2 separate regions of the Homo sapiens genome follow, and region 1 is linked to region 2. Evidence: read pairs that join two places in POLR2A ChIA-PET (ENCODE). Cell type or tissue: IMR-90. All regions are shown on one strand. Each heading gives the region's core, and the rest is flanking DNA. Links, peaks and the distances in the headings are about the cores only. Region 1 overlaps LOC349160 (a long non-coding RNA gene). Region 2 overlaps LOC349160 (a long non-coding RNA gene).

Evidence for each region. ChIA-PET counts read pairs that join two places held together with the same protein. Peaks named below come from ENCODE experiments on the same cell type or tissue, not always from the same donor. Only the 100,000 strongest peaks of a DNase experiment are listed, where the experiment ranks them.
Region 1: POLR2A ChIA-PET joins it to region 2 with 15 read pairs; 1 of 35 experiments calls an interaction of 5 or more read pairs at or near these places.

What each region holds. Positions count from the first base shown.
Region 1 is chr7:137,025,532-137,035,550 of GRCh38, forward strand. LOC349160 (a long non-coding RNA gene) reads right to left here. Exons shown (of 4, transcript NR_046103.1): 2 at 7,263-7,382. Among named protein-coding and RNA genes, the nearest start is that of MIR490, 130 kb to the left of the region's middle. RefSeq lists a silencer at 618-818. In IMR-90, for the core only: no CTCF peak of the experiment used is centred there; no DNase peak of the experiment used is centred there; H3K27ac peaks cover 159 bases.
Region 2 is chr7:137,146,728-137,156,746 of GRCh38, forward strand. The region is part of intron 1 of LOC349160 (a long non-coding RNA gene); the gene reads right to left. Among named protein-coding and RNA genes, the nearest start is that of PTN, 190 kb to the right of the region's middle. In IMR-90, for the core only: no CTCF peak of the experiment used is centred there; a DNase peak (open chromatin) is centred at 4,814; H3K27ac peaks cover 1,903 bases.

The DNA.
Region 1 (10,019 bases), core at 3,842-7,841, 120 kb before region 2:
GTTTAAAGAAACAGTACTAGGAATTTAATGGAAAATGACTTGCAAATGCAGGGAATGAGGTATGTACCAATGGAAAATATTCAGCATACCAAAGGAGTATTGGCTCAAGTGTTGATGATGCATATATACAAAGACATTTCAACTTCCAAATTCAGTGCTGAGGAAGCAGTGATGCCAAGTCTCAGAAAGAGTTGAAGAATAATATTTACATGCTGTGTCCTTGGATGTGTTTTTGCCAAACTATATCCCTAAATGAATCCTTACGCCAGTCAGAAAATACAACAAATACAACAATAAAATATTTTGCTTTTTTAAAAAAGACAATGATTCATCATGACCAGACATTGTGGCTCACGCCTGTAATCCCACCACTTAGGGAGGCAGAGGCGAGAAGATAGCTTGAACCCAGGAGATGGAGACCTGCCTGGGCAACATGGTGAGACCCTGTTCTCCACAAAAAGTAAAAAAAAGACAAACAAACAAAAAACCACTGTAACTCCCCTTATCAAATGATTCATCCTGTTTAGAATATCTCTGTGAGTATCTTGGAAACCAGACTCTATACTCCTGACTACTCTTTAAGAGAATGTCAATTAGTGCAAGTTCCTCACTTGATTAAGTACTAATTTCAGTGCAAATTACGGGGAGCTCTGGCTCTACCCTTAAAGACTTTTCATTTTGCTTTCACTATCTACCAGATGAAAATTGCTCAGGAGTACTCTTTCTACCAACTGTTCTACATTTCTGGCATTCCTAAAGTGTTGGCTAGATGGACTCCAGGTTTGCCTGGTTTCTAGATCGGTACTTAGTGGACTAGATGTGTCAGGAAGCATTCCTGTTTTTGTATAATTTCCACAAAGAATTGATTTTAAGACATCTATCCAATATGGTTTTCCTCTCTCCAAACAAGAAGAAAGTCAACACCCACAAAAACTCATATCAAATGTTCTCAAGTGTACACAGGTCACCATGGTGACTTGGCTTGGAGCTGACTATGTTCTTGTCAATGAGGTGGTAGCAATTCCAACCCCAGGAAGAATTCATTCAGAAGTATTCGTGCACTCAAGTTTATGATATAAACTTAGATTCTTTGAGTCTTGAGGTTGGTTACAACCTTATTTATCATTTATCCCCACTTTCAAGAGCAGATGCTCTCTATAAACTGTAATGGTCATAAAGACTTTGCTTCAGCCTCCCTGGAAATCAGCAGTTCAATTTCCTTGACACTTCACGCTGGCCTCTGTCTCATTTCATTATTCTATTCTGATCTGATCTTATCTATAACCTCAGCTTTTATTATCATCTTAAATGTGACAGAACATAAATCTTACCTCCATTCCAGGCTTCTCCATTGAACACCAGCACTGTATAGACTATTGTCTACCCACCTGAGCACCCCTCATGGATTTCTCACACCTTTCTCAACCTCAACATGTTCAAGGCTACCTTCCTGATTTCACCCTCAAAAGTGGCCCCATTCTGCTATTTCCTAACCCATCTTCTACTCAGTTGCACAAAATGGAAACCAAAGCACTACCTTTGACTTTCACCTCTAATTATACCTCCAGTCCTCCCAATTTTACCTCATAAATATCAAATCTGTTAAATCTATGAACTTCTCCCATTTCCACTAATACCTCTACACAGCACAGGTAGCCTAACTGATTTTACCACATCAGCTCTGACCCCATCCCATATGTCTTCTATACTGAAACCAGAGCAGTCTTTTCAGAAGGCAAATCTGCTTCAGATCTGTGGGTGATTCCCTCCTTTGCCAAAGTCCAGAATCCTTTATCTGGCCTAGGAGCACTTCAAGGCATAGCCCCTCCTTCCTCTCCATCCTCACCTCTCACCACACTCCCATGTGATTGCATAGCGCTTGCCACATTGGCACAAGCCACACCTGTCCTCATCATGCACCCCCTGCTAAAGGACCTTTGCACATGCACTTAATCATACTTTGCCTGGAAAGCTCTCCTCACCCATCATTACCTGGATAGCTCCTAAGTACCCTTTGCATCTCAGATCCAGGATGAGACTTTCTGGTATACCTCCCTGAGTGTTCTAACTACATCAAATCCCCTACTATAGCCCCCATAGCAATTTTCATAGCTGAAATTTTATTTATGCATGAGAGATCATTTGACTAAATTTTTGTCTCCACCTATAGAATATACGCTTTGAAAATTCAAAGACCACATCTACATTTGTTCACCTAAGACAGTGCTTTATACATGATCACTCTTCTCTCACTAACATTTTTTCCTTACTTTCTAGATATCTAAATTTGAGAAAGTTATTTAATTTCTTCATATGTAAAGACAGTCAATATCTATATATACATAGTATTGCTATAAATTATATATATATTTATACAAGCACTAATTTGAGGATTAGAAGTAATTAGAGTTTGAAAAGCTCCTAGCAGAGTGCCTGACAAAGAGGAGTACTCAAAGTTGTATATGTGTAACACTTACTGTCATGGAAAACTGAAATAGAGACCAAAGATTTCAGAGCTTTTAGCCTTCACTTTGCAGAGTCCTAAGTGTCCTGTAAACCCAGCCGGTGCTTTTCTGAAATAAGTGAGACTTCTGGAAACTCCAGACCATTTCCTCAATAAAGGGAATTAACTATGAAACACTCCAGATAGAATATAATTATTCTTTTCTTTTGAGACATTGCTCAAATCATTTTAGCGTTTTGCTTAAATAGTCACGTAAATTACAGTAATAAGGTTATTCATATCTTACACTGTTCTAGCTCATTTTACATTCCAGGTATTTTTTTAGATCTGGTGTTAATCATATGAGAAATTTTTGTACTTATTTTATAGATGAGGAACTGGAAGCTCTCTGAGATCAAGTAATTGCCCAAGGTCACAGATGCATGTGGAATAGCCAAGACTCAAATCTAAAAGTGGTTAATTATACAGCAAGCACCTGAGAAGCAGCTTGACCTGGTTTCCTCGGTCTAAACCTCTGGGGAATATGTATATATCTATATATGTATAATATATATGTATATGTAATGTATATTTACATATATAATATATAATATACTTATATAATGCAATATATATGTACAGTATATATTCCTATATTAATACCTCATTAATAGATTTCTTTTCATTGTTATTTCTATTTATGGTTTTATTGTTAATAAAACCATGGTACATTTATGATAAGTGACAATATTATTGTACAGTTGAAGTATCATACAACATTACAGCATTATTTTATTGCTAATTTCTTTGTACATCCAGCTCAAGCAGCTAGTTGAAATATTTTCCAGGATTGCAACCCCCCAGGGGATTTTCAGGGTGACCCAAGTGATGCCTCCTGAAATGCCCAGTTTCTATGGTGCAGCCAGATAGCTGAAGAAGCTACACCCAGACAGGCTGTGCTTGATGCTCCCCCATTGTCTGGTCCATAAATATAACAGGTGTCTGAGAGAGCTCGGGGCCTGCAGAATTTGAGGGCAAGGCCGGCTTGGGGACACAGCAAAAAGGGTCTCTTCTCCCAGCCCTTCTTTTCCACCAATGCCCTGTCCTTTATCCCCAAGACCTGCAGTCCCCAGTGAGAAGTGTTTGCCCAGCTCTCAATCCTACATTAAAGGAAACTTCCACTTTGGAGACTTGACCAGGGAGCTCTGCTTCTTGGGCCCACAGAGGCAACTTAAGTCTAGGCCTGAGTTTCCCCCCTCTTTAAACCCTCCTGAGCCTCTTACAGTTATAGAGCTTCTTGAAATTTCTATTAGATGGTCAGATACTTTGACATTAGTCTTTAAACAGAACTATTCTTATTAATCTCAAGCAAAACCATAGAAACCATTGTTAGTGGAACAAAATGCCCCTTCACAAAGTGCCTACCAATTTATACAGTGAACATCACACATTTCACCCAAGCTAATCCTTATACCTACCCTATAAGGTGGACACTATTATCACTTTTTTCAGATAAGGGATATTTGATTTAGAAGTTAAATGACTTGGCCTATATCACTTTGATTTCCTGCACATAAGGAAACAAATTGTTCTCTCGCATTTATTTAATTTTAATTTTAGAGACATTGTCTCACTATGTTGCCCAGACTGGTCTCAAACTCTTGGGCTCATGTGATCCTCCTGCCTCAGCCTCCCAAGTAGCTGAGACTATAGGCACGTGCCACTATGCCTGGCTTGTTCTCTCAATTTAAAAGCGCACACTCAGGCAGTAGAAGATTAAGGGACCAAAAATAGAGTTGATATGTGCTTATAGTAGAGGTTATTGTATCTTCCAACCCTAATGAGGTGGAGTTTATAAGTCAAGTCTTTCCAGGGTTACTCTCAGATAACTTCAGAATATTGTTCCAAGGTAAACAAATGCTACTTGGGGTCATGTCAGTCCAGACTAGTTGGCTACATTTTTTCCATGGGGTTGGTTGGGGCCAGCCATGAGATCCAGTGGTTTTAGTTTTTTTTTTTATTTACTTCAAAATAGCATGCCCATTCAAATGGCTACTATATTCACTTTTCAAAATAATTTATGAATAATCAAGATCTGATATGTTAGATAGAATCCAACTTGCTAAAATTAAATTCTTTCCTTCTATTTTGTGTATGTGGTGGAGGGAGGAGGGTGAGCAAATCAAAGTCATCTTTAGAAATATTTTAGGATAAATTCTGATGAAGCTGCTTGAGGTTTTCAAATTAAATTACTGAATATGAAAGCTGATGTTTCCTATAGAAAAGCAGTGTTTTCAATTTTATTTATTCACTTCCAAGAGCTCTAATCATATTTCTCACATGAACTGTCTCAAGAGTCAGTAACAATTTTTTGATTCAAAGGAAAATCAGACCTGCAAGAAAAAGTCAGATTGAAGAGATAGGCTAGAGCTAAGGACTGTAGCAAATTACGGAGTTCCCATTAGTGAATGACATAGAGCTAGAACAGACAATTGAAGGGAGCAATAGAGAGAGATCTGTTCAGGTAAGCGGCTGGCTTAGCGTAGGAAGCACAATAAAATACTTTATCATCGGTCATTAGGCAGAGTCCTTACATCTGGATTCCAACATTATGTATCAAGCCATGCTGAGTATCTTTCTCCAGCCCCTTCTGGTCCACTACATTCTCCATCCTGCTCTGTGGATTTTGGGAAGCTGACCTGTATGCATCGCATTAATATGCTTCTTAGCCATAACTAAAACTTATCTTCTAGTTTTTAGTTGAGGTCACCCACCACAACTTGGCTGTGTCCTCCTACAAGAGGCCAACCAAGTGGCCTGCAATCTAGGTCCAGTAACTTCTCCCTCCCTTGGCCTTTCAGGCTGAAGGGTGGTAATGGCACTTCTCTGTTACTAGCCCCAGCATCTTGCACTGTTCTCTTTTGTATGGATTTCCTAAACACCATCCTCACCTCTGTACATAGCGCCTTTATTAAACTTTCCTCAATGCATCGATTCTGAATGGATTGTTACCTACTATGTCCTTAGGTAATAAACAAGTATTGTTTATGAAAGTAGAAAGCATAAGATTCTTTAATTTCCATGAAATGTTTAAAAGGTAATTTAGGACTCCAATTCTGAAGCGATGGATTCAAAAGCCAGAATATCAGGACGAGCACAAGGATTGAGAATTCAGAGGACAATAGAAAATTAGACATCTATTTTAGAGTTACGACTTAATTTGATGGTTTGACCAAACCAACCAGGAGCCAATTACTACAAATTCTTTCATTTGTTCATAAAATCATTTATTCAGAAAATATTTATGGAGTGAAAGTGATTTATCTGGCTCTATTCTGGGGTTTTGAGATCCAGTACTGCACAGGGAAGATCCAAAAGTTTTTTCCATCACATAGACTGTGTAGCTGAAGCCAAGTGGATATACATAAAGATGATTTTAAACAAAGTGTCACAGTGGTTATTTAGAAGACGGTTTTGAAATATTTACTCATTATTATAATCTGAACTCAAGATTAACATATCTTCCCAAAACGAAGACAAAGAACACATTTGCTCTACATAAATGATAAGTAGCAATGAACAAAATGAAAGAAAACATGAATCAACACTCCAAATCTCTAAAATATTTACCACTGTTCTAAAATTGAGCTCTTTTGATTGGAAAGATAAACATAACTATGAAAATCATTAGAATCACTAAGAAATTCAGATTTTGAGAATTTGAAGTTATTGCATTATATAAGCAACAGAACTAGTTCTTGTACTAGGCAGGGGCATATTTATTCTCTTTATCTGAAGGCAAGTAAGATCATCTTACTCTTTTGGAACATTTGGAAATATTTCCTAAGTTTGGTGAAGACTCTTACATTATTTAGATGCCAGTTATCTGTGAGACAAACTTAAGTATTCTGATATTTTGATTATCCCTACCTCTTGCTTCTTCTGTCCTGGTCTCCTCATCAACAAAAGTGTGAATTATAAGTTTCTTTCTGAATCAAATATAATAATGTGTTTCATTTTGTATGTTATTTCATTTGGTCAGAAATGCTCAAAGTTTAGAGGCTTAAAAACACATTAAAATGTCCACTTAAATCAAGAAGAGATAAAGATCTTTACAGACACTACCAATTACAGAATATCTCATGAATTGAGTGACTATTATTATCTGCCTCCCTTTTTAATATCATACATTTGAGAAAAACACTTTAGAAACTTAAGCTTTTTAAATGTAAAATGTAAATGTATAGAGACTCTGGAAGATAATCTTGGAAATACCATTCTGGGCATAGGCCATGGCAGAGATTTCATGAAGACCCCAAACAACATTGCAACAAAAATTCGCATATGGGACCTAATTAAACTAAAGAGTTTCTGAACTGCAAAATAAACTATCAACAGAGTAAACAGACAACCACCAGAATGGGAGAAAATATTTGCAAACCATGCATTTGACAAAGGTCTAATAGCCAGATTCTATAAGGAACTTAAACACATTAACAAGCAAAAAAACAACCTCATTAAAAGGTGGGCAAATGACACAAATAGATAGTTTTTAAAGAAGACATATGCGCAGCCAGCAAGCATATGAAAATGCTCAACATCACTAATCACTGGAGACATCCAAATCAAAACCACAATGAAATACCATCTCACACCAGTCAGAATGGCTATTAAAAAGTCAAAAAAATACAGATGCTTGTGGGGTTGCAGAGAATAAAGAATGTTTATACACTGCTCGTGTGAATGTAAATTAGTTCAGCTACTGTGGAAAGCAGTATGGAGATTTCTCACAGAAGTAGCGGGGCATGGTGGCATGTACCTTTAGTCCCAGCTCCTGGAGGATGAGATGGGAGGATCGCTTGATCCCAGGAGGTGGAGGTTGCAGTGAGCCAGTCTTGCCACTGCACTCCAGCCTGGGCAACAGAGGGACACCAACACCCTGTCAAAAAAAAAAAAAAAAAAAAAAAAAGAACTTAAAATAGAACTACCATTGAACTCAGCAATCCCATTACTGGGTAAGCACACAGAGGAAAGTAAATTGTTCTACCAAAAAGACATGTGTACTTGTATGTTCATTGCAGCACTATTCACAATAGCACAGATATGGAATCAACTTAGATGCCCATCAATGGTGGATTGGATAAAGAAACTGAGGTACAACGTATACACCATGCAACACTATGTGGTCATAAAAAAGAATGAAATCATATCCTTTGCAGCAACATGAATGCAGCTGGAGGTCATTATCCTAGGCAAACTAATGCAGGAAGAGAAAATCAAATACTGAATGTTCTCACTTATAAGTGGGAGACAAACATTAAGGAAACATGGACACAAAGAAGGGAAAAATAGACACTAGGGCCTACTTGAGGGTGGAGGGTGGGAGGAGGGTGAGGATCATGAAACTACCTATCAGGTACTATGCTTATTACCTGGGTGATGAAATATCTGTTCACCAAACCCCCATGACACACAATTTACCTATACAGCAAACCTGCACATGTACCCCTGAACCTAAAATAAAAGTTAAAAACAAAAAAGAAAGTTACTCTTTGGGAAAGGGTCAGACACAAATGATAGATCACATAAAAAGGGGAATTGCTTTTTAAAGAGATGAGATTATTTTAAAAAAAAAAAAAATGGCCAGACACCGTGGCTCATGCCTGTAATCCCAGCACTGTGGGAGGCAGAGGCAGGAAGATCACGAGGTCAAGAGATCAAGATCATCCTGGCCAACATGGTGAAACCCTGTCTCTACTAAAAATACAAAAATTAGCCAGGCGTGGTGGTGCACACCTGTAGTCCCAGCTACTTGGAAAGCTGAGGCAGGAAAATCACTTGAACCTGGGAGGTGGAGGCTGCAGAGAGCCAAGATCGTGCCACTGCATCCAGCCTGGGTGACGGAGCAAGACTCAGTCAAAAAAAAAAAAAAAAAAAAAAAGAGGCCTTGATATCCAAGCAGAAATCATAAAGAAAAAAAAAGATTTTTATGTTTGTTTTTGAAAACTTTTTAAAAAATTTGTTACAAAACTTCCTTTAACAACAATAAAGCCAGACTAGAAATTAATTGCAATGTACGCAATGAAAAATATTAATGTCCTTAATATATAAACAGCTTTTGCAGATCAACAGCAAAGAGATAAACTTCATAAACAATTGGCAGAATATATGAAATGGTGGCCCTCCAAAAACAGAAATATAAATTAAAGACTATTTGATATAGAAAAGTTTATATTCTTATTATTAATAAAACGTAATTTAAGGCAATAAAGATATTCCATTTTATATGGATAATTATTGCATTTCTTTAAAAGGACAATTTGTAATTTCACTACATGTACGAGTTATTTCCAGACTGCTGATGAACTTGTTTGTATTTCTGTTTTCATGAGAAATTTGAAAATTTGCAATAAAATGGTAAAAGCGAAAATTACTTTAAAAAAAAATGAAAGAGCTGCTTGTATGAAAACACTAATAAAATTGGCAAACCTTTAGAAAGATGAACAAAGGAATATAAAGAGCGAATATACTAATTCCTGATCTCAGAAGTTAAACAGCATATATCACTATACATCCTGCAAATAACCCAAAGGATGATTACAGAATGCTACAAAAAATTATGCATGTATAAAATGGACAACTTTGATAAAACAGGTCACCTCCTTGAAAATACAAATAATCACAACTCATCCAATGTGAAGTAAATAATTTGAATAGCTCCATAACAATTAAGAAAATTGAATTAATAATTTAAAACTAATAGCCCCCCAAAAAGTCACCAGGCGAGATGGTTTCACTGGAAAATTCTACCAAACATTTAAAAAAGAAGGAAAATAGCCTTTTCACCAAATGATGCTAGAGCAATTAGACATCTACAACAAAAATGTGAACTTCAACCTAAGCCTCATACCTTATACAAAATATAATTCAAATGCATTATAAAGTTAAAAGTAAGTATAAATTTACAAAACTTTTAGGGAAAAAAAAACAAAAAATACTTGATTTCTAAGGCTAGAAAGAGTGTCCTTAGATTTGACATCGAAAGCATGAGCCATAAAAGGAAAAACTGATAAATGAGATTTCATAAAAATTAAAAACCGTTGCTCTCCGCAAGACTGTGGACAAGATGAAAAGAGAAGATATGAACAGTGAGAAAATATTTGCAAAAATAGTATACAGAATATTTGAAGCGCTTTCAAACCTCCACAATAAAAAAAGCAAGCAATCGAATTAGAAAATGAGCATAAGACATGAACAGACATTTCACAAGAGAAGATACACTGACATCAAATAAGTATTAGCCATCAGGGAAATAAAAATGAGAACCACAGTGAAATATCACAACACACTAATGACAATGGCTAATACATACATAAACAGCACCAAATGCTGGCCAGGATGTAGGGAAATTAGATCACTCAGACATTATTAATGGGAATGCAAAATAGTACAGTCACTCTGGAAAACAGATTGGCAGTGTCTTAAAAACCAACCACGTATTTACTATCCAACCCAGCAATTTGTACTCCTGAGTTTATCCCAGGGAAATTAAGACTTATGTTCACACAAAAATCTC
Region 2 (10,019 bases), core at 2,894-6,893:
CCTGATGTGGCTGTCTTCCTCTCCCTGTTCCATTTCTAGAAGTTGTAATGTTAAGATGCCACAATGCCTGCTGATGGTACTAGACAGAGTATTGCAGATGTTCTTTGAATACAAATACTGCCTGCCTCACATACCCGTGAGAATAGCTGCAGAATGGAGGCCATGATTAGAGGATGGAATTCAATGACCATTACTCCTGCTTATGTTATTAATTAGAAACATTCTACACATAAACAAGAGTTTCGGAGGAGCCTGTTATTAATGTAACAAAGAGATCTTTTCAGTATCTGCCATTTACACACACACGGTTCTCAGTGATTCCCAGAAATTGTTAGTAAAATCAAGTTGTTTAGAGCGCATGGCCAGATTTTTCTCATTTCCCAACCTCTGTGCAGAGCATGCTGGAATGAGTTATTGAGGGAAACTCTAAGAATAGAAATACTATTAATTCATGCATGTATAAAGTGCTTAACAGCTTACAAAACACATGCATACCTGCTACCTCATTAATCTTCACAACCATAAGAGATATGTTACTGATATTATTGCCATTTTACAAAGAAGAAAAAAAGGAGGTTTGGGAAGCATAAATAACTTTATAGGATCACATGGCTATTAAAAAGTGGAGTTGGAGCTACCATTTATATTTTTGATTGCAAGTGTGGGGAGTATCTACACTGAACTAAAAAATGACCAGCTAGCTCCAAAATAGAAAATACCTATAATTAGGCATGGTCCTCTCTGAACATAGCAAGTTATCTTTGCTGAATGCTAGATGTACATTCCACGCATAGAAGCAGAGAGGGCATTGGTGGAATTTGGTGCCTCTCCAAGCAGTGCTCCTTAGAATGCGATTCACATATTGGGTTGGTCTGCTGTTCGTAACTGGTCTCAAAGGAGATAAGTGCCAACATGGAGAGTAAGCATTTGGAATGTGGCATGGCAACTTCACAGAGTAAATCTGTATCTGTTGAATGACAAAAAATTGGAGTTTATATTTTGAATGTCCTTTTAAAAAAGTTTTATATTTTGTATTCATTTATGTTTATTGTATTTTACAAAAGGAGCAGCCCACAAGAAATTGTGGGAAGAAAATGGTTCCTCTCCCAGTTTTGCGTGCATGAGAAGCTCCACTTCAGGGGAGACTCACCTTGCCAAACTAGAGAATGCATCTGTGTTCAAATTCCTCAGGGCATCCTTAACAAGCTGTGTTCCACTCCACTGAATTGGCTTCCCGTGGATTCTCTCTGAAGGGCCCCTACATATTGTTTCCTGAGGAAACCTGAGTTTACACCAACATATCCTTGTCTGTAATGACCACTTCTGAAGAGTGGTTGCATTAGTTTTCTCTTGCTGTGTAAAAAGTTAGCCCAAACTCACTGGCTTATAACAACACCCATCTATTATCTTACAGTTTTGGTAGGTCAGAAGGCAGGGCACACATAACTGAGTCCCCTGCTCAAGGCCTCACAAGGTTGAAATCGACATGTTGGTAGGACTGCATTTTCATCTGGAGTTCAAGGTGCTCTTCCAACTCAGGTATGTTGCTGGCAGAATTCAATTTCTTGTGGCTGTAGGACGGAAGCCCTGTTTTCTTGCTGTCAGCCAAGGAGTGCCCTCAGGTCCTAGAAGCTGCCTCAGGTCTTAGCCAAATGGAGCTCACCAGAGGCAGTTCACCACATTTGTTTTCTTCCAAAGGAGTGGGAGAGAGATTCCAGTGTGTGACCTTCTTTTAAAAGGGTTACCTGATCAGGTTAGGCCCACCCAGGACAATCTCCCTTTTGATTAGCTCAAAGCCAACTGATTAATAGCCTAATCAATGACCTGGTATCCTGTTATGTTCATTGGTCCCAACAACAGTGAAACCGAGAAGATTATACCTGGCATGTATGTTCAGATGAGAATTTAGGGTGCATTTTAGAATTCTCACTACCACAGAGGTCGACACTTGATAAAAAGACACAAGGAAAATGCATTGCTCTATGAACTTGTCTTGCTACTCTCTTTAAAAAGTTTGCCTGGTAATACTATTAATTAAAATGTGTTACATTTCATTTATGTTGAACTTCACTGATTCCATTCCAGACTCTGCCCTCAATTTCAGAGAAGGAAGAATCATCTGTCTTAAGAGGTGTTTTGATCTTAAAATGCCAAAACAACAGTCTCTAGAGCCTTCATGAATCAAATTCAGACCCATCAATGCTTTCTACTGTGGCACTGCCAGATTGCTGGAATTATACTCATTACATCCAGCAGTTATGGGACTATGGGACTGTAAATGGAATAGAGCACATAATCTTAGGATGAGGTCAGGAGAAGTCAGACTTTGAAACTAACAAAATGGACACATAGTACAATGCATGACAGCATCTGTAACACTTCTTGGAGTGAAGTCTTTTAGATAATTTACTTTGGAAACTAAGGCACCAAAACCAAGATAAAATGAAATAAACTACAATCTTAGAAATCATAATAGTTCTGTCACTAGGTAATGTTATAACAGGAGGTTTGAACATGAATAAAAAATGCTGGAGAAGAAGTCATCAAAAATTAGAATTTTGCAGTCTCCAGTACTATTTAAAGACAATGAAACTCAAAATCATTGACTTAAAAAAAGAAAGCAATACCTGTGGTGGTTACACACAATATGAAGGAGTATCACTGAAGCTTAATAACTTTTCTCTTAATACCATTCAATTCTGTTCATTAGCAATAGGCACTAGCATTTATATGGTACTTTCAAAAAGAATATTTCATGTTTTTATAGACACACTTCAATTTATTCTAAGCTTAAAGTGTCAAAACCTCCTTCTCATGATGGTTTGTTTTGTCAAGTAGATTGTCTTAGTTAAAAAAAAAAAAAACAGACAAAAAAAGCAAGCAAGAAAGGTACTCTATGCAATAGTTAGAACCCTTTGGTGCTGCAACGAACAAATTTCTTCTAACTAAATTAAAGTGGCATTCACAAAAAGGATGACAAAGGACAATTCTTTTTTTTTTTTTTTTTTGAGACGGAGTCTTGCTCTGTCCCCCAGGCTGGAGTGCAGTGGCGCAATCTCGGCTCACTGCAAGCTCCGCCTCCCGGGTTCACGCCATTCTCCTGCCTCAGCCTCCCGAGTAGCCGGGACTACAGGCGCCCACCACCACGCCCGGCTAATTTTTTGTATTTTTAGTAGAGACGGGGTTTCACCGTGGTCTCGATCTCCCGACCTTGTGATCCACCCGCCTCGGCCTCCCAGAGTGCTGGGATTACAAGCGTGAGCCACCGCGCCCGGCCGACAAAGGACAATTCTTAAAAAGACATATAAACATGACATACAGATGTAAACACATGGAAGATTTGGAAGATTTTATTTAACTCATTAATTAATAAGAGAAATCATAGATGCTGTAACTATTTCAAAAAGCACTCAAAGTATCACACACTCAGTCTTATTAGAAATGCTGAAACATTTACAATGGATGCAAAAACTAATAAAACTGATTCATATTTAATATCCACAGATTGATAATCAATTGCATTCCACCAGACATAATTTGGATTTCTATGGACAGGAATCATTTGCATTGCTATTGGATTTCTACAGGTTAACTTCTTGTCAGCATTGTGAAACAGCCTAGTTAAAAACAGAATAAAATGAAGGCAGACACCTCTACAGGATCAGACAATCCTTGGAGGTTTCAGCATTTCACTGAAATGATATCCAGCAATCTCTTTTGCCCATTTCAAAATCTTGCCCTTGTATATAGAAAGATTTCCTAGACAACAAGTAAAGGATTCAGCAAGACTCTAGGAACAGGCCTGGAGTGGCATGCATTATTGAACTTAAAATATATTTTGCCTCCACTTTGGCTTTTTACATGCTTGCTCTCTCTTGCTGAGTACTTATTTTCTCTCTTTACAAATCCAAATAGTGGATAATGGTAAGGAACTAATTACTCTCAAGTTTATATGTGATATGTTGAAAAGCCCAGCCAACATTACTAATTTTTACATTACAGTGATGCAACCCAACCCTGAGGGTATAGTTACTCTTAAATGAACAGAATACACTAAATTTTTGACCTGAGCAGCATAATCTGGACTTCTTTGTGCTCTACCAAAGAATAACTACTTAGTGAGGCCCACAGAGAAAGAAGGAGGTGAATCAGTTAACATTAACATCAGTGGAGACAATCATATTATCCTCTCAGCCATGGCAAAGGGCTGGAGATGAGGGGGCTATTATAAACTAACTTTATTTTTACCAGTTTAGTGATCTTGTATAGATCAAAGTTTACAATTATCTGCCCTTTTGGGGGGTATAAATACTAAACTTAGAAATTCTAACTTTCAAATTAATGTATCTTTTTACTCAACCTTTCCTTTCCTAAAGACAGGCTTCCTGCTCCAGATTTGCTAACAGAAGGGGACACTGTGGGAACATCTTGATAATTGAGACATCGTTAGTCTAATTACTTATATCACACCCCTGCTTCACCTTCACCCTCCCCCATTTCTTCGAGAAGCATCTGCTAAATGTCAGTAGTTAAGATGTGTCAGACAGAATCCAGAACTGCATAGCTTAGTTTGCTGGGAGGTAGCCAGAGAGGAGAAGAGGAAGAAAAATATTCCTTTCTTTCAAATTCTTTTTTCAGTTGTTATGCTGATTGTTTTACAAAAGAGAAGAGTCCAACAAAAATCTAAAGATAGATAATTTTGTGCCTGAGTGAGTATGCGTGAGCACATTGGCGGGGGGGGGTTGTGTGTGTGAGAGAGAGAGAGAGAAAGAAAGATTTGCCAGTCAGGCAACAGTAAAGGTATACACACATGCGGGAAAAGGCATGACATCATTGGTATGATTCATTTGGTTGTTAATGATTTAATGGCTCTTTAAATAGGATGGAGAGTGGAACATATATAAAACTCAGCATACCACTTATACCCTGATGGATCAGACCTTAAAATATAGCTATTGAACTAGACGCCAGTCATTTCTAGGTCTGACTACCTGGGGAAGATAGCTATTACTAGCTGTTGATGGTCAAAATTATATATGTTGTATATAAAATGTAGAGGTAATAAAAATGTTCTTTTCTTCAAACACCACCACCTCATTTTCTAAGTAATGATGTCATCTACAATCACTAAGTATACTTGTTCAATTCCACAGAGTGGTAGTTCTCAACTTGGGGTACCCGTAGAAGACAGAATTCCATTTCAGACTTACTGCATCAGAATACTCAGAGGAGAAGTCCATTTTCAAAACCCCATAATATATTCTTATCTACACCAGGGTTTGAGAACCACTTTAGAGAAGGCTCCTGGTCTCTCTGAGCAGCCAGATCTATAATATCAGTAGCCATTACTAGGGAAAGGACATGTACAGTACAGGGTGGGGATATAAAATGGGAAGAAAACAGTAATAAATGTTTTTGGAAAATAAGTAATCATGAAAGCACAAGTCATTTAATAACTTGTTCATTATAGTATAGAAAGACCAAGGGAAAATATAAATATATACATAATTTATCCTCTACCTACTCTCACTTTTAGTTTAGACCACCATTGACATGTTTCTCCTCACCAGACTAAACACAGGTAACTCTGTATTCTCAATGAGGGTAGGGACCTTGCTGTGCTCTTTGCTGTATTTTCAGTTTGGGGCATGTAATATGAATGTAAATATTTGTTGAACAAAAAGAATTATGTACTCAGAATCAGAAATAATTTTGGGTTATAACTTCTTTGACTTAGACACAATTTTTTAATTTTTGTTCTGTTCTGTTTGGCTAAGCTTCACTATTCCGAGAAATGATTATGGCGCAAAAACCCTTCACGTCTTGTCTACTTCATTCCATCACCAGGGACATAGAAGAGCTTTTACTACTCCACAGTGCCATATGCCTCTGAAGTCAAATGTCCCTCCATGTTCCCTAATGGGGAACAAATTTTTCCATTTGTTCCCCGTTAAAATAATATAAAATTTTTCATCAAATTCATATTCTTTGCTCCAATATCTGAATTTTGTTTTCAGGGCCATTAACAAAATCAAAAAAGTAAAATATAGTGGACAGATGCACCTTGTTCCTGCTCCTTTCCCCTGAGCATATCTCATTCATGTATATATGAATATATATATTCCCCTGAGCATATATCATTCATATATATACACATATATGAATATATATACACACACATATATGAATATATATACACACACATATATGAATATATATACACACATATATGAATATATATACACACACATATATGAATATATACACACATATATGAATATATATACACATATATGTATATATATTCATATATATGTATATATACATATATGTGTATATATATTCACATATATGAATATATATACATATATATGAATATATGTATATGAATATATATACACATATATGAATATATATTCATATATGTGTATATATGTATATATATGCACATATATGAGTATATATACGTATATATGAGTATATATACATATATATGAGTATATATACATATATATGAGTATATATACACATATGAGTATATATACATACATGAGTATATATACATATATGTGTATATATACATATATATGAGTATATACATATATGTATATATATTCATATACATGTATATATATTCATATATGTATATATTCATATACATGTATATATATACATATATGAATATATATACTCATATATGAATATATATACTCATATACATGAATATATATACACATATACATGAATATATATATACATATATATGAATATATATACACATACATATATATGTATGTATGTATATGTGTGCGAGTGTGTGTGTGTGTGTGTGTGTGTGTGTGTGTGTTTGCTTGTTCCTTAGTAGAAAGATGTTACTTTTGGCCATGAAATCACCCACTTCTTCTTCCAACTGTAGCAAAATTAACACAAGTGGAACTTTTGCTCACTTCTCTTGTTTCTATAATTTACTATGTGGTTCAGGCCTTTAGTTGAAACTGCTTTGAGTTATTAAAGGGAACAACATGTTTTCCTTTAACTGAACATTTTACAACATTTAATAAACCAAAATAACTCATTCATAGAAATATATTTATTGGACATCTCCTATGCTTCAGGCACTGGGGGTACAAGTTGAATAAGGCACAGTCTCTGGACACTTTCTAGGGGAGAAGACATACAATCAATATGTGTAAATCAAGGATTACCATGTGAAAACTATCCTGGTAGAAATATTGATATGGTTCCATGAGAGTACAGAAAAAGGATAACAAAACATGACTAGATTCTAAGGAAAGACTGCTTAGTAGAAGTGATGCTTGTACTGAAGCTTCGAAGACGCCAAAAAGCTACATGATAAGTATGTGTTGGAAGGGAGTAGAACACTCTTAAGGCAAACTGAATGACAGTATTAGGTATGAAAGTGTGAAATATAGGAAGACATATTTGGGAAATTAGAGTCTGGTACAGTTGGAAAGCATACGGAAGTGTGGAGGGAGATTGCAATACAAGCAGTAGAATGAGACGGAGAACGTATGGCAATTGAACAGAAGTAAATAAACTGATGGGCAGAGAGTTCAGAAATAGACTCAAATATAACTTAGTGTATGACAAAACTGTTAGTTCAATATGAGAAAGGCAACTGACTTTTCAATAGTGGCTGGGGCAACTGGGTAGTCATCTAGGGCAAAAAAAAAAGAAAAAACTGTAGCTCTATCTTACTTACAATAGCAAATTCAATTTCAGTTGACTCAAAATGCACAAATCATAACATAAAGTCTTCAGAAGAAAATATAGATAATGATTTTCTTATTAGTGGTGTCCTCTATAAGACATGACATCTAAGGTAAGAAAATGTAAAGAAAAATGTTGAACATCCTACTGACTTTTAAAAGAAGAGCAAGAAATTTTGAATTACGTAAGTAGCTTAAAAAATTTAAGGTGCTACTGACAAAATGGAAATATACACCTGCAATATAATTTTGATAACAGTGAATTTAGTAGTTACCTTTATTATCATTATTATTTTATGTTTTTTTATCATTTATAGGCATCATTTAATTTAATCATTTCAATAACTCTGTATTCCTATTTTACAAATGAAAGATACATAAATCTCAGTAAGCTTGTTCAAAGTCCTAGAGCTAGTAATTCTTGCACTACAGTTTGCACTAAGCTTGGATTGATTCCAAAGCCTATGTACTTAAAAATTATAATACTACATCATAAAAGGATAAATATCCATTTACACAAAAATTCCTACAATCAATGAAAACCAAAAAAAAGTATGTTAGAAAGAAAAATGGGTGAAGTATAAGAACAGATGACACTTTCTCTTTCTCTTTTAACCCCTTATTACTCATACATTGCCATATACATAAAAATTGGCACTAAGTAGTAAAAAAAAAAAAAGAAAATATTTACTAATCAAAAACAAAACATAAAAATTAGAAACAAGACATTACTTTTTACCTATCAATTTGGCAAAGATTAAGAAAACTGATTTATCTACTTTGAAGATAAAGTGAGGGAAATATCCTCCCTGGTACTTTTAATGGGAGTATAAATATGCATAAACTTTTGAAAAGTATTTTGGAAACATTTACCAATGTTTTAGTTTATATATCCTTTGACTCAGAAGTCACATACAGGTACATTTCCTAAATTGCTGATCAGATAAGCATGCAAATTTGCAGATAACATGCAGATAATTCATCACATTCAAAATGTTTCAAGAACTAGAAACAATTTGAATGTCCAGCATTATGGAATTGGTTAAATAGAGTCCAGTCATGTATCCTGGTTTTCCTAGGACAATTCCAGTTCATGGCTCTTGTTTCATGATGACTGTAAATAGGGTTCCCTTTCACTCTCAAGTTGTTTCATTTTGAAAAAGTATAAGATCAGCTTATTTAAATATTTTAAACAATACATTTCTCTATGGTCATTGAAAATGACAATGTAAATCTCTATCATCTGACATTAAATGTCTTATGTAACAGTTTTGAATTAAAAAGACAGTGTATAAAACAGGTTACAAAATATAACTACTATAGTTTTAAATATGTATAAATGTGTATGCACACTCATCTATCTATTAGATATTTATTACTATCATAAATTAATAACTGGTGGGCTTCAGGCAGTTTTTTATTATTCATATTTTTATAGTTTGAACTTTACAATAAACATATGTCACAATAAATACAATGAAGCTGTTTTCATTTGAGAAGAAAAGCAGGTCATGAACATGCAGATATCTGGTAAATCAGATAATATTTTTAAAAAGTAAGTTAAACAAATTTCTTTGTGCCTATTAGATATTAAAGTAAACTCTTCAAGTTAAAATACATTTAGTTTCAATATAAAATATTATTTTTATGAAAAGGCACAGAGGCTTATTAAATTCAATAAAAGTTAATCTTATTACTAATATTTAGTAAAGAGATATATGATGGATGGATAGATAGATAAATAGGTAGAGGACAGTTCCAGAATTAAGCTACCAAGTATTTAGATAGATAAATAGATATAGTTCCAGAATTAAAGCTACCAAGTACTTCTTCCAGGAGCAGTTTGGCTTTTCCCCTGTGGCCTCTGCCTAGGCTGGTGTACCCTGTGGAGCACCGAACATTTGTGACAGGGCCAGCTGTGGCAGATGCTACTCCAGGATGACTTGAAAGTAGGGCATCCTTAACCCATCTGAAGAGGGAAAATAGTGGCACGCAACAGTCTGCATAAGGGTTTTTCAGATACCTTCACCTGAATGAGAAACCTGCCTCTAACAGGACCTCAGATGTCTGATAGAGCTGTGTGACACCAAGATAAGTAATGATGTCAGCAAGGTGGTAGAATAGGATAGTCTAGTGCTCAGCACTTTACAAAAATATCAATTTGAACAACTATCAACACAAAATAATACCTTCACAAGAGCTAAGAAAACCAAGTGAAAGATTACAGCATCTGGGTGTAACAAATAAATAAGAAAAGACTGATTGAAGGGAATAAAAACAGTTTCTCAT